Regions from separate parts of the Homo sapiens genome. Here all the other regions are linked to region 4. The links are chromatin contacts, found by Hi-C or POLR2A ChIA-PET in ENCODE. All regions are on one chromosome and are shown on one strand. Each heading gives the region's core, a stretch centred on a gene start or an enhancer-like site at or near the end of the contact. The rest is flanking DNA. Distances are from core to core; before and after follow the strand shown.

Evidence for each region. A loop is a pair of places that touch in the nucleus more often than their neighbours do. ChIA-PET counts read pairs that join two places held with the same protein, here RNA polymerase II (POLR2A). Pooled maps may share reads with other maps.
Region 1: a map of CD8-positive, alpha-beta T cell shows a loop between it and region 4 (13-fold over the local background). The contact joins the promoter of HIP1 here to the promoter of RCC1L in region 4. A Hi-C loop is called at or near these places in 2 of 168 maps with a recorded cell type or tissue (B cell and CD8-positive, alpha-beta T cell), 7 of 37 single-sample maps with no recorded cell type and 14 of 50 pooled maps. POLR2A ChIA-PET finds 5 or more read pairs at or near these places in 3 of 52 experiments (CD4-positive, alpha-beta memory T cell, H1 and activated B cell).
Region 2: a map of naive thymus-derived CD4-positive, alpha-beta T cell shows a loop between it and region 4 (5-fold over the local background). The contact joins the promoter of RHBDD2 here to the promoter of RCC1L in region 4. A Hi-C loop is called at or near these places in 1 of 168 maps with a recorded cell type or tissue (naive thymus-derived CD4-positive, alpha-beta T cell), 1 of 37 single-sample maps with no recorded cell type and 10 of 50 pooled maps.
Region 3: a map of natural killer cell shows a loop between it and region 4 (8-fold over the local background). The contact joins the enhancer-like site here to the promoter of RCC1L in region 4. A Hi-C loop is called at or near these places in 1 of 168 maps with a recorded cell type or tissue (natural killer cell), 2 of 37 single-sample maps with no recorded cell type and 2 of 50 pooled maps. POLR2A ChIA-PET finds 5 or more read pairs at or near these places in 2 of 52 experiments (PC-9 and Panc1).
Region 5: a loop to region 4 is called in a pooled map, with 2.7 times the contacts of the local background. The contact joins the enhancer-like site here to the promoter of RCC1L in region 4. A Hi-C loop is called at or near these places in 2 of 50 pooled maps. POLR2A ChIA-PET finds 5 or more read pairs at or near these places in 2 of 52 experiments (A673 and OCI-LY7).

Annotation. Positions count from the first base shown.
Region 1 is chr7:75,737,501-75,740,200 of GRCh38, forward strand. HIP1 (huntingtin interacting protein 1) reads right to left here and starts at 1,441. Exons shown (of 31, transcript NM_005338.7): 1 at 1,301-1,441. The coding sequence starts at 1,420. RefSeq lists a silencer at 1,229-2,218.
Region 2 is chr7:75,877,530-75,880,310 of GRCh38, forward strand. RHBDD2 (rhomboid domain containing 2) reads left to right here and starts at 1,505. Exons shown (of 4, transcript NM_001040456.3): 1 at 1,505-1,731. The coding sequence starts at 1,554. RefSeq lists an enhancer at 1,201-1,809 and silencers at 1,356-1,605, 1,706-1,885.
Region 3 is chr7:74,416,281-74,419,114 of GRCh38, forward strand. No RefSeq gene overlaps it. Among named protein-coding and RNA genes, the nearest start is that of GTF2IRD1, 36 kb to the right of the region's middle. RefSeq lists a silencer at 1,216-1,345. Within about 2 kb of position 1,276, at least 2 of the 41 ENCODE cell types and tissues checked have a DNase peak (open chromatin) inside an H3K27ac peak, as active enhancers do; they include Panc1, where a contact is called at or near this core.
Region 4 is chr7:75,072,451-75,075,203 of GRCh38, forward strand. It overlaps RCC1L (RCC1 like), which reads right to left and starts at 1,352. Exons shown (of 11, transcript NM_030798.5): 1 at 964-1,352. The coding sequence starts at 1,287. RefSeq lists a silencer at 1,038-1,257.
Region 5 is chr7:75,595,667-75,598,366 of GRCh38, forward strand. The region is part of intron 2 of HIP1 (huntingtin interacting protein 1); the gene reads right to left. Among named protein-coding and RNA genes, the nearest start is that of SPDYE5, 100 kb to the left of the region's middle. RefSeq lists enhancers at 1-212, 1,127-1,266. Within about 2 kb of position 1,270, at least 3 of the 41 ENCODE cell types and tissues checked have a DNase peak (open chromatin) inside an H3K27ac peak, as active enhancers do.

The sequences.
Region 1 (2,700 bases), core at 191-2,690, 670 kb after region 4:
CGCCCAGCTAATTTTTTGTATTTTTAGTAGAGACAGGGTTTCACCATGTTGGCCAGGCTGGTCTCAAACTCCTGACGTCAGGTGATCCACCCGCCTCGGCCTCCCAAAGTGCTGGGATTACAGGTGTGAGGTACCGCGCCCGGCCAAAAGCTCTATTCTTTGAAAGATTCCATATACAGAACCTTCAGTCAGATTCTCACTGTCTTTTCTAACTAAAATCCCAAAGCCCTTTCCCTCCAACTGTGTTTGGGGGAAGTATTCCTCGCATAACACATCAGGGGACCAGCCTCTGGAGAGGGGGACCCAAATGGATCTTCAAAGGTTCCACTCTGAGCACAAGAGTGTAGAAGAAATCTGCCCCTCCAGCATTGGCACTGGGATTAAAAGAAGCGTTGTACTCTTTGAAATGGATTTTACATACAAATGAATTGATGAACACCATCAACATGTCAGCTTAATTCAGCCCAATCAATACACCAGGCATTAAAAACTCGGAGAAAAAAATGGATTGTGGCTTTTTGTTGATGACACTGAGGAATTTTGGCCCCAAGCCCTGGCCAGGCAGGACAAATAGGGCAGTCTGCCTATTAGCTGTCAGGCACATCTTGGGGGATAAAACCAAGACCCCAAGTCAGGGCTCAGGGGCACCATGGTCTCCACTTTAGCCCCCAAAGTAATTTTCCCACAAAGTGGCCACACTTTGCATTTCCTACATTCCTTTTCCCTGCTCCGACCCCTTCCGCCCGGCCTCAGAGCTGACAGCTGGGGCTGGCCAGAGCCAAGCAAGAGGCATCGAGAAAGGGGGATGCTAAGGGGTGGGGGGTGGGAAGGGATGTCAATGCAACCAAGAAGTGATCGGAGGGGAAGAGAGGTCCCCTCACCCTTCACATTCCCAGCCCGGCGCCCCCACTCTCCGCCCCCACACTTGAGCCTCCAAGTGGCTCCCGTGCGCTTCCCTTGTTTAGGGGCAACCCTTCCATTCCGCCCCTTTTCAGTTCCTTCCCCTCTCACCTCATCTTGGGACTCCTGCCCGGTACCCAGCCGATCAGGCTCCTCTTGGCCACGCATCCTGCCATCTCCTCCGAGCCCGCCTCTGCCCTTCTCCCCAGGCCAGCTGGGGTACCCTGGGGTCCCCGACCTTCCTGGGATCGCCCAGATCTGCACGTCAATGCCCCCGCTCACTACACCCTCGCCCCGTCTTCAACTGGGGCCTGCAAGACTCCTACTCCCTTCAAAGCCCCTCCCGGACACCGCGTCCCTCAGGGTGCCCCAGGGATGCCCCGGGGTCCCCCGTCCTCACCTGAGTCCGCTCGAAGCTCTCGCGCTCCGCCGCCTCCAGCCCAGCGCCGACCCCGCGCCGGCTCAGCACCTTGGGCAGTGGGTTGGGCACCTGCTTCATGGAGCTGGCCATCCGATCCATGTCGCCGCGAGGAGCCGAGTCAGGGGCCCTCGGCTGCCCCGGGATCCCCACGGCGCCGCCCGCCCCGCCCTACCCGCGGGGATCCGGCGCTAACGGGACGGCTCCCGCCTGCCATTGGCTGTGAGTTCTGCCAGTCTTCCAGAGACCCCGCCCCTCGCCGAACGGCTTCCCCGCCCGCCCCCGCCCCTTCAGGAGCCCCTCCGCTGGCTCGGCCCCGACTAGCCTCTCGGGGCCTCGAGGCGCGTGGTGACTGGTCTGGAGTCCTGTCAGTCACCGTGGTCCCGCCGTTCTAGGCAGGGCCGGGGCGGGGTGCGGACGGGGCGAGGCCTGGATGGGGCGTGGCCTGGGCGGGCTGCCCTGATATGCCCTCGCTCGCCCCGCCCCCGCCCGCGCACCGCCCTCTCCTCCCCTCGGCCGCAGTCCCCGCGCGCCCCGAGCGTGCTGCCCTCCGCCAAGCGCCGCCCACTACCCTGCCCGCTCCTGCAGGGGGCTATCCCGCGACGGCCCGTGGAGATGGGCGGGGATGACGCGGGCCGGGCAGTGGGGCCTCCCCCGGGGGAATCCCAGCCCGCCTGCGAATAGCCCGTTAGCTCCTTCCGGGCCTGGGACCCGGGAGCGCCGGACTGACCAGCCCTGCGGCCGCAGCCCGGGAAAGCGCAGCCCCGCGGGCGGGGCGCAGCGTGGGCGCCTGGCCGGATCCGGCTCAATGGGTGGCCGCCCCCACCCAGCTCCCAGGCTTCCCCGTCCTGCACTTCTCCATTCTGCCCCTGCCCATGCCCTCTGCAAGGATCGCAGAGCCCAGGTCCCGGAGTTCGGGGCTGAGTCCGCGGGCACCTCCCGGGACCTGCCTCCCAAACCTCATCAAAGGAACCCGTCAGAGCTTATTTGTTGGTAGAAAGCCCTGTAGACACTTTCGGTTTATCTTAGGCTCTGAGCCGCGCGTCCCATCCTGCTCAGACGTCAGCCAGGGTACCAGCAAGCAGAGAGAAGTGTGATGCTTAGCAGGAGTGCTGGAGAAAGTTAAAAGTTTTCCGTTAAACTCCAATTTAGGTGTGTTTTTGTTTTTGTTTTTGTTTGTTTTTTTTTTTTTTTTTGGTTTCATTTGGAGTCAGTCTCCCTCTGTCGCCCAGGCTGGAGTGCAGATCGTAACACACTGGGACCTTGAGCTCCTGGGTCCTAGCGATTTTCCTGCCTCGGCCTCTCGAGTAGCTGGGACTACAGATGCACGCCACCAAGCCTGGCTATCTTTTTTGCAGAGATGGAGTCTTTCTATGTTGCCC
Region 2 (2,781 bases), core at 255-2,754, 810 kb after region 4:
ACAGCTGTTCTCCAGCAAAAGCACTTTTCAAACTGTAAAGTGCTGAAATAGATCTCGGTTATGAGTGTTCTATTACATCCCTAACTTTTGAGTCCCTTCCATTGAATCCCTCTCCCGTTTCCTGTCCCTTTTCCTTTTTTTTTTTTCCGAGATACAGTCTTGCTCTGTCACCCAGGCTGGAGCGCAGTGGTGCGATCTCGGCTTGCTGCAACCTCCGCCTCCTGGGTTCAAGCGATTCTCCTGCCTCAGCCTCCGGAGTAGCTGGGATTACAGGCACGCGCCACCATGCCGGGTTAATTTTTGTAGTTTTATTAGAGACGGGGTTTCACCATGTTGGCCAGGCTGGTCTCTAATTCTTGACCTCGTGATCCGCCCGCCTCGGCCTCCCAAAGTGCTGGGATTGCAGGCGTGAGCCACCGTGCCCAGCCTCCTGCCCCTTTTCTTCAATATGAAGATAAAGCTGCCCCTGGCTGTACTGGAGGCCAATTCCGGGCCATAGCAGGAGGAACTGAGTTCTAATTCTGTCTTTGCCATGTAACTGAATTACCCAGGGCCCTCCCTAGTCCTGTTTCCTCTTTGGTGTAATAGGGATGAATACAGATGGGAAGATCGTGATATGAAAGAGTTCTGTGAGCTGTAAGGCATAATAATCATGAGGTATTATTACAGGACCAACAGGTGCCTAGGCCCGCTGTGCAATAACAGACCAGTTACACTGAGGAAGCAGGGTTATCAGCAGAAAAAGGGTTTAAAGATGGCAGGGTGCCTAGGAGGAGACGCAGGGAGACCAACAAATCCATCTTCCCCAAGGAGTTCCGGGCTGGGATTTTAAAGGGCATTGTGAAGGGTGAGGGGCTGGAAAATTGGGGTCATCGACTGGTCAGGGTAAGGGGGTTGAAATCCTCAGGATATGGAAACTGCAGTCCCCATTGAGTCTTGCTTCTGTGGGCTCCTTCAGAACAACTGGTGTCAGTAATTATGCTGGTATGCGGGACCTGAAAGAATATCTCCAAGGGAAAACGTTTCATAATGTTCAAGTTGTTATCTATGGAGTTAAGGGGAATTGTAATCTTGTGACAGGGTCTACGTGATTCTAGGACAGACGATGGGCACCTATCATAGCTGATACACAGAGCTATGAGCAAGCAGGTCGGAGAGCAAGGTGACCTAGTGATGAACGCAGAGTGTGCTGCAAGCTTCGTTTATTTTCGTTTTTCCCCCTCCCTTCTTCCCTGATTAATTTCCTAAAGTTTATAGGAGCAGTTTCAGTACCAGCCCGAGTAGGATGGAATCAAACACGGTGCTGGAACATTCCTACCCGGAAGTGGCCCCGACCCCCCTCCCCCCGTCCCGGCCTCCCACGCACGGGGGGGGGGGGGGGGGGGGCTGATCGGCGCTACCGGATTGGACAACTTGGCATGGGGCGGGGCCTCTGGGAGGCGTGGCCTCCGGCCGGCTCCTCTGCTGTTGCCAAGGGAAACTGCCGCGAGGAGGCGGAAGGAGCAGAGGACCGGCAGCCGGCGTCGAGGCGGGGCGCGGGAACGACGGCGGCCATGGCGGCCTCGGGGCCCGGGTGTCGCAGCTGGTGCTTGTGTCCCGAGGTGCCATCCGCCACCTTCTTCACTGCGCTGCTCTCGCTGCTGGTTTCCGGGCCTCGCCTGTTCCTGCTGCAGCAGCCCCTGGCGCCCTCGGGCCTCACGCTGAAGTCCGAGGCCCTTCGCAACTGGCAAGGTGAGCAGGGGCGGGCCGGGATCGCGGGGCGAGTCCTTGTCCTCCGACTTTGCCGGTTCCTGGGCTCTAGCCTCCGGGACTCGCCCCTTCAGGCCTCACCGCCAGTCTCCCCCTGTCTCGGTCCTCATCACCATGCCCGCCCCCCGGAGGACCGACCTCCAGCACCGTCTCTTGCTCTCCGTGTTCCACACCTTTGTCTGCAGACCCCATCTTCGTCATCACTGTAATCCCTTCCCTACCCGAATTTGTTCCCTTCCCTGTCGCCACCAGACTGGTTAAGGCCCCAAATCCATTCGCTAGCAAATCCATGCTCGCTCTCCAAGGGTAAAGATTTTTCGTCTCCCCCTCCCATTTCACATACACACCTACGTCTGCTTTAGGCCTAAGCCCCACTGAAAAACGTTTTTCTCTCACCTACATCACGACAATTGGACTTTATCCACAAACCCCTATAAGCCCTATAAACGTCCTGCCCTCTTGAGATTTGGAATTTCTTCTGCTTTTTCATCTGTATCTTAATCTTGACTGCCATTCCCAGCTCATGGGGGTACCAGGGTGTCTTCTGCCTTTGGAGAGAAGTGTTTGTTTTTCTCTAGGGGAGAGAAATTTTGCAGACCAATTAAGTATAAACATCCATTCCTGAAAGACATTCCTAGTCTCCGTGTCTTCCTCATTTTCTCGAGAGGAACACAGGAAATTTGCATATCTCCTGCTGTTTTGCAAAGCACACACACTGATATGTATTAATTTCGTTTAACCCTCACAAGGATCCCATGACGTAGGACCTGTTATTGGCCCGTTATCTAGATAAGATTGAGGTTTCATGCAGAGAATCGCAGAGCTGTTGCGTCATGCAATTGAGATAGGAATCTATATTTTTTTTTTTATTCTGTGATGTTTTGGAACTAGAGCCTTCGGGTAGATAATCTCCAAATCATGTACAGTTGCTTCTAGAATCTTTTCATGTTTATACTTGGAATTTCAGTTTTGGAAATACTCAACAAATAATGAAGTACTCTTCAGATAATGAAGCCTCTGGTGATGGCCAGA
Region 3 (2,834 bases), core at 26-2,525, 660 kb before region 4:
TATTTTTTTTTAACTGGCCAAGCACAGTGGCACACTCTGTAGTCCCAGCTATTCAGGAGGCTGAGGCAGAAGGATTGCTTGAGCCTGGGAGGTCGAGGTTGCAGTGAGCTATGATTGTGCCACTGCACTCCAGCCTGGGCAACAGAGCAAGACCCTGTCTCAGAAAAAAAAAAAAAAAAAAGGCAGCACCTTGCAGCAGCTGAGACCCAAGTTCCAACTCTGACTTGGGCAGTAACCAGCCTGTGGCCCTGGGCAGAGCCCTTCCCTCCCCAGCTTCAGTTTTCTCATCTATAAAGTGGTAACATAAGCCCCAGGCAGGGGTCACAGCTGAACATCTTGGGAATCATGGTTTGGGTAGGGGTTGGGGGGACATCCTTCTCTGGGTCACTCCTGGGATGTGGCCCTGGGTCCAGCTTTGGGAAAATTAAATAAAGCTTGGAGCATCAGTGTTTTGGGGGTGGGGATTGAACCAGTGTGGTCTGAAGCAGGGGGCGGGGTGTCCTCATGACCCTTCCGCCCCAAGGTTCACAGTACTGGCCTTTGGAAGGCATCTCCATGGCATGGGGTTATGGCGACAACCACTGCTGCAACCCTCCCCCTCCAACACAGTGTCTGTCTCATGTTGAGGGAAGCTCAGAAACCGGGACTTCTAGGCCAGGCGCGGTGGCTCACGCCTGTAATCCCAGCACTTTGGGAGGCCGAGGAGGGCAGATCACCTGAGGTCAGGAATTTGAGACCAGCCTGGCCAACATGGTGAAACCCTGTCTCTACTAAACATACAAAAATTAGCCAGGCACAGTGGCTCATGCCTGTAATTCCAGCACTTTGGGAGGCCAAGGCAGGCAGATCATTTGAGGTCAGGAGTTCTAGACCAGCCTGGCTAACAGGGTGAAAACCCATCTCTACTAAAAATACAAAAATTAGCCGGGCGTGGCGGCAGGCGCCTGTAATCCCAGCTACTTGGTTGGCTGAGGCAGGAGAATGGCTTGAGCCCAGGAGGCGGAGGTTGCAGTGAGCCCCGCTGCACTCCAGCCTGGATGACAGAGCAAGACCCCGTCTCAAAAAAATAAACTGGGACTTCTCTTGCCCCACTTCTCTTTGCTCTGCCTGAGAGGGAGACATTGATCAAACCCTCCAGGTCTGATCGGGAAACATTTGCCTTCTCCTTTTGTGGGGTCCTGGGGTGAAGAACAGGAGGGGAGGCTGGAGGGTGGGTGACACCACGCACCCCTGGGCGGCAAGAGACCCACCAGCCAAGTCTTGCCTGTGATGCCTCCCATTTACCAGCAGGTGTCACCCTCGGCCCTCTCACTGCGGCTTGTCCATTCCACCCTCTGTCCAGACTGGGCTTTAGGGCTGCAAGGCTGGAGACACAGGCCAGCTTTGCACGTGGGAGCAACAACGGGGACCCAGGTGTCCCGGCTCCTAGTCCCAGAGCTCCCTGTCCCTGTTGCCTCCCAGACTTGGTTCAGGCCTCTCTGTGAGTATCCGTGTGTGTCCACACTTCCATCCCTGGGAGAGAGGCCGGCCAGGGCGTGGACATTCATTCCCTCTCTGGGACCGTGCCGGGCCAGGACTGTCCTGGCCTCCCTCCTCCCGCACAGCACTGCCTCCCCTCCCCGCAGGCTGGGCTCCCTCCACAGAGCTGACCCTGGCCTACTTTCTCAGTCCTGAACCCTCCCATCACGTCCCCCTTGCCAACCTCAGCTGGGCAGTCACCCTGGTCCCGCTCCCACTCCCCAAGAGAGGCTGGGAAGTGTTTTGAGACTGAAGTTGGGGTCCAGTGTAAATTCAGAAGGAACATGGTATAGGACGAATAACCAGGATGCTCACTTCTAGAAGCTTCTCTGGAACCTTGGGTAAGGCTGTGGGCCCTTTCTCTGGAGCTACCAGCAAAGGGAAGGACTTGCTGCCTCCAGGGTGGCTCCAGCCCCGTCTAGACCCCCTCCCAGCCACCCTCTCCCGCTGCCACAATTTCCAGCTGGCCCCACGCACAGCTGTGCCTCGGTTTCCCAGCAGCCCCAAGCCTGGAGTTCACCAGGAGCACCTTCACAGCCCCGCACCGGGTCCGCAGCCTGGGGTCCATCATATTCATCACACTCTGGGCCCTGTCCCCCACCCCCAGCTCAGGCCTCAGATCCTGCCTCCAACCCCACACCCCCAGGCCTTTCCAAGTGACCCACACACATGCATGGGCACACACACACAGATACATACACACATACACAGAGACACACATACATGTACACATCATATATATATACACGCACACAGAGACACATATAAACATGCACACACGTACACACATACATGTACACACGTACACACATGCATACACATATACATACACAAACACATACATACACAAACACTATAGACACGTACACAGACACACACAAATACGTACACATACACAAAAACTCATACACATACACAAACACGTACATACACAGACACACAAACACTACAGACACATGTACACACGGACAAATACACATACACACAGACACACATACATGTACACATATACACATGTACACAGGTACACACGCACATACACACGTTACACACAAAGAGATGTATACTCACATACACAAACATGCACATATATACACACAAACAATATACATACACATACACATACACACACGCATATACATGCATATACATCCACACTTGTGCACACATACACACATGCACACACACACACTTTTTCTTCACGGCCTGCAGAGACGCGCCCATCGGGGACTTGATTCACACCTCTCTCCCTAGAGGGGAGTGCTCTGTGTGCACCGCAACATATCTCTAACCTCTTTTTTTAAATTGACAAAAAT
Region 4 (2,753 bases), core at 102-2,601:
GAGTAACTTGACTGCATGCTTTTCACTGACACTACACCGTTACGTACTCAGGCTATTACCATGAAAAGGAAAACTCAGTACTACAGCTACTGTGAATTTAACACAGTGACAACCCCAAGGTCTTTGTTGGGTGTTTTAACTACACTCTCATCAATCCTCCCTTCACTGACCCGATGAGAAAACCGGGGCTTCCAGTGAGGTTGGATATAGACCAAAGATGGTTTGATTTTAAAATCAATCCTCTTTCAGCCAGGCACAGTGGCTCACGCCTGTAATCCCAGCACTTTGGGAGGCCAAGGCGGGCGGATCGCTTGAGTTCAGTTCAAGACCAGTCTAGCAAACATGGCGAAACCCCATCTCTACTAAAAATACAAAAATTTGCCGGGCTAGGTGGCAGGACGATCTCTTGAGCCCAGGAGGTCGAGGCTGCAGTGAGCTATGATGACACCACTGCACTCCAGCCTGAGCGACAGAGCGAGACCCTGTCTCTAAAAAATAAATTAAAACAAAAAAATCCCCTTTCTGAGTTGTTCATTGAAACACCTCAGCTGGTATACATTTTCAATGGACTTTTGAATTTTGCTTTCCTAACATCAGAACTCCTGCAGTCACGCTGGCCTGAGTGAGAATTCCACCGCATATAAACAGCTAGCAGCGGTGGGGCCTCGGGCCTCAACCTCTCTGGGCCTCCCCTTCCTTCCCTGTAATTGGGAATAACTGTCGACTCACTGGGTGCTAAGCGAATGACACGACCCGGCACAACATCTGGCACTGCCACCCAATAAATGTTGATGGCCACCCCTAACGCCTTCCCCTCCTGGGCTTGCAGCCAGCTCGAGGGTCGTCCTGCCGGAAGTCTGTCCACCCAGAGGAGCCAACTTCTTGAAGAGAGCCGAACAGGTCGAGGGAGGCCGGGAGCGCGGAAGAGAGAGAAGGAGAGAAGGAGGAAGCCGCGGCCTGCACCTTTTGGTCCAGCTCCAGGCGATAGGGCACGGGCTGGATCCTGCGGCGCGGTCGGGCGCCGGCGCGGGGCCCGGGCCCGGAGCTGGGCACCACAAAGGAAGGCACGCCCAGCGCCCCCGAGAAGCTGAAGCCCCACACGAAGACGCGATCGGCGCGGGCAGCGCGCTCGCCCACGTACTGGACCACGGGCACCTCCGCCTCGGCTTCTGCCGCTTCGCGCCGGCTCCGGGAGCGCCCGGCCGCCGTCCAGTGCCCTCGCCCCAGCCCCGGCCCGCTCAGCCGCCGCCCCAGCCGAGCCCCAGCCACCAACGCCACCAGCGCCATCCTCCGTTCCGCGCCTCAGCAGCCTCTGGGCGCCGCCATCTTGCGTGACCCTTAACACCAGTCCTCGCCGGAAGAGGCTACGGCCACTTTTACTCCTGGTTGAAGGCAAAGGCGCTGACGGCAGCCCAAGGCTCAGGGAGGCGTGGCGTGGCGATGGTGAGGGGCGGGGTTAGGGGCGGGATTAGGATTCTTGTCCCTTAGCGAAACTGCGTGTCCTGTTTTGCTCCCTTGCTATTGCCCCGCGACATTTCTTACCTGGCCTTGCTGCAGCCGTCTCCGCTCCGGTCTGCTCCCACGCCGCCCCAGGCCGTCCTCCAGCGACAGCGAGCTGGAGTGGACGATTCCCTGCTGCCTTCGCATCCCCTGCCCAGGTCCCCTCAAACCTATCGACAGGCTCACTGCAACCTCCCCCTCCTGGGTTCAAGTGACTCTCGTGTCTCAGCCTCCCGAGTAGCTGGGACCACAGGCGTACGCCACCACGCCCGGCTAATTTTTGTATTTTTAGTAGAGACAGGGTTTCACGATGTTGGCCAGGTTGGTTTTGAACTCCTGACCTCCAGTGATCCACCCACCTCGGCCTCCCAAAGTGCTGGGATTACAGGCATAAGCCACCGCCCCCAGCCTGTGCAGGCCTGTTTTATGGAAGATGACTGGGGAAAACCCACTAATAAAATGTGGTGACCACAAGACTGCTCATGGAAAGCCTCTTACTACAGGGAGTAAAATTCATGAAGGCACTGAAACCACCAGTCTCCCGGGCTATGAAATGTATTCTCTGCGGCGGACCCAGTCTTCCAGCACTTTGGAAGACAAAGGTGGGAGAATCACTTGAGAGTTCGAGACCAGCCTGGGCAAATAGTGGGACCCTTTCTCTACAAAAAAATTTAAAAATTAGCTCGGCGTGATGGTGTGCACCTGTGGTGCCAGCTACTTAGGAGACTGAGGCAGGTGGATGGCTTAAGCCCAGGAGTTCGAGGCTGCAGTGAGCCATGATTGCACCACTGCACTCCAGCCAGGACAGCAGAGTGAGACCCTGTCTCTGAAAAAAAAAAAAATTAAATTAAATGTAAATATAAAAGTAAAAATAAATGTGTCTATGGACCCGCCTGGTAGTAAGTTCCCTGCCACCATTTGGGATAGATAAACTTAGCCATTCACATCGGTCCCCTTACCCTGTCTCGACCCAGCCAGTATTCAATCAGAACACACACTGTTTGCCACATGGAATTGTAGATGCTAGTGCCACCTTCAAAGATGTAAAAGATTCAGAGGGGTGGTGATTCCTATCCAATGGGTAGCTCCCCATTGAGTTCACCTGTTTGGCTCCTAAAAAAACTGATGGATTGGCCAGGCATAGTGGCTCACACCTGTAATCCCAGCATTTTGGGAGGGCAAGGCAGGCACATCACGAGGTCAAGAGATGGAGACCATCCTGGCCAACATAGTAAAACCCCATTTCTACTGAA
Region 5 (2,700 bases), core at 20-2,519, 520 kb after region 4:
ATAATTCAGAAATAATGCCTTTCTGGCATTCTTTCACATATAAGCATTTTTATGCCCCAAGTATGTGTCAAAGCCTGTAAAATCCATTCAGGGAGAAAAAAAAGAAAATAAGAAAAATAAGACTCAGTCCCCAGCCCTCCAGGAGTGAATACCAAGGTGGCGGGCCAACCTGTTCACCATTTAGGCATCTGTGATAAATGTGTAAGCAGCATTTCTGAAGTCAGACTTCCTAATGCTTATTCAGTTTGTATCTAAGGCAGCTGATAAAAGACCTGATAATAGATAAATGCGCTGGGCATGGTGGCTCACGCCTGTAATTGCAGCACTTTGGGAGGCCCAGCGGGAGGACTGCTTGAGCCTAGCTAGGAGTTCAAGACCAGCCTGGGCCACAGTGAGACCCCATCTCTATAAAAAATTAGCCAGGCATGATGGCATGTGCCTATAGTCCCAGCTACTCAGGAGGCTGAGGTGGGAGGATCACTTGAGCCTAAAAGTTGGAGGCTGCAGTGAGCCTCCAACTGATTGTGTCACTGCACTCCAGCCTGGGTGACAGTGCATGACCCTGCCTCAAAAAAAAAAAAAAAAAAAAAAGCTTTGGGATATCTTTAATTAGGCATTTCAAACCCTACTGTATGGAGTTGATTTTTCAACATTTATTCACCATTTAGAAATTATGAATCAGAGACTCATAGAATGTTAGGGCTGGACTGTTAAATCTTTGAAATCTTTTTCTTTTTGAAACAGAGTTTTGCTCTTGTTGCCCAGGCTGGAGTACAGTGGTACGATCTCGGCTCACTGCAACCTCTGCCTCCCAGGTTCAAGTGATTCTCCTGCCACAGCCTCCCAAGTAGCTGGGATTACAGGTACCTGCCACCACACCTGGCTAATTTTTGTTTTTTCAGTAGGACGGGGTTTTACCATGTTGGCCAGGCTGGTCTCGAACTCCTGACCTCAGGTCATCCATCCGCCTCCACCTTCCAAAGTGCTGGGATTATAGGCATGAGCCACCACACCTGGCCTGAAATCTTCTTTGTCCAACCTTTGATTGAACAGAAAGTGACCTAAGACTCATGGAGGCCCCACTCAAGGTCCCAGAGTGAGCCCGAGAGTTCCAGTGGCAGAATGTCAGAATCTCCTTGCAGGGCCCCTTCCCTCCTCCCAGGGAGCCTCCCGGCAGCATGTGACCTGACCCTGCCGCTGCAGGCCTGGCCTCTCTGCACCCATGTCTTGTCCTGAACAGCACACTGCCTGATGATAACTGTCTCTCCCTTACTCATATCTTTTATCAGATTGATCACAAATTATTCGTAGGTAAGGGTCAGGGCTGAGTCATTTCCTCTGAGAAAATCCACTGGGCCGTTTAAAATAAAGGCTTTTCTTGGTTTGCTTTGAATCATCGCAAGGGTACCAAACGTGATGCAGGAAACCAAGGGGCCTGTGTCTTTCTGGGGAAAAAAAGAGCAAGATCTAGCTAGGCTCGCACAGGGCTGGACTTCTGGGTTACCCCAGAGAGGTTCTGCAGCCGCCATCCTAATTCCAGCCAAAGCATCTTCCCACTAAAGGCAAGCTGCTTTCCCTCTAGCAAACAGCAGTTCATATATCACACTAAGCAATGCTGGGCTTCTCTGGCTATCTAACCTGGAGGGTCGCCTCTAGGGGTTGAGGCTAGAAGGCTTCGGGACAAGCTGCTCTGGCTTGCCTGGCTGTGACACAGTAACCAAGAGCCCAGGTGAGGAGAAGCTTCCCACTGCAGACAGAAGTCCAGCCTCTGAGGCTGGGTGCGGCCTCCGAAGTTGGGCGCGGTGGCTCATGCCTGTAATTCCAGCACTTTGGGAGGCCAAGGCAGGAGGATTGCTTGAGCTCAGGAGTTTGAAACCAGCCTGAGCAACATGGCAAAACCCCGTCTCTACTAAAAATACAAAAATTAGCTAGGGGTAGTGATACACACCTGTGGTCCCAGCTACTTGGGAGGTTGAGGCAGGTGGATCTCTTGAGCCTGGAAGGCGGAGGTTGCGGTGAGCTGAGATCATGCCACTGCACTCCAGCCTAGGCGACAGAGCAAGACTCTGTCTCAAAAAAAAAAAAAAAAAAGTCCCAACTCTGCTTGCCCGGAACTCCACCTTGCTCTGGCCCAGCACACAGAGAGTTAAAAGCTTAGCCACCCCCCTGGCAGACTCTCTCCTTCAGCCTTTGGGGATTAAGCGCTCCAGTTCCTGGATTCTGCAACTCAAAGGCAGATTCCTAGGGATTCATCAGCCAGCATGGTCCTGCACCTCTCTACAAAGCCACAGGCTGCTCCTGGGTGTGGTGGGCTTACAGAGGGCTTTCAAGTCACCCATTCCCTAATCCACTTCAAGGCTCTTGTCTTCTTCCCCCTGGCATAGGTTGAACCTGTTCACGAAGGTAGAGAGCCCCTGCCTCAGTTTAAGGCCAACCAACCTCTGAAGCTAAGACTTTCTTTTTTTCGGCCAGGCATGGTGGCTCATGCCTGTGATCTCAGCACTTTAGGAGGCTGAGGCCAGGCGTTCAAGGCCAGCCTGGCCAACATGGCAAAACCCCGGTCCTACTAAAATTACAAAAATTAGCCGGGTGTGGTGGCACACGCCTGTCATCCCAGCTACTTGGGAAGCTGAGGCACAAGAATCGCTTGAATCCAGGAGGCAGAGGTTACAGTGAGCCGAGAACATGCCACTGCCCTCC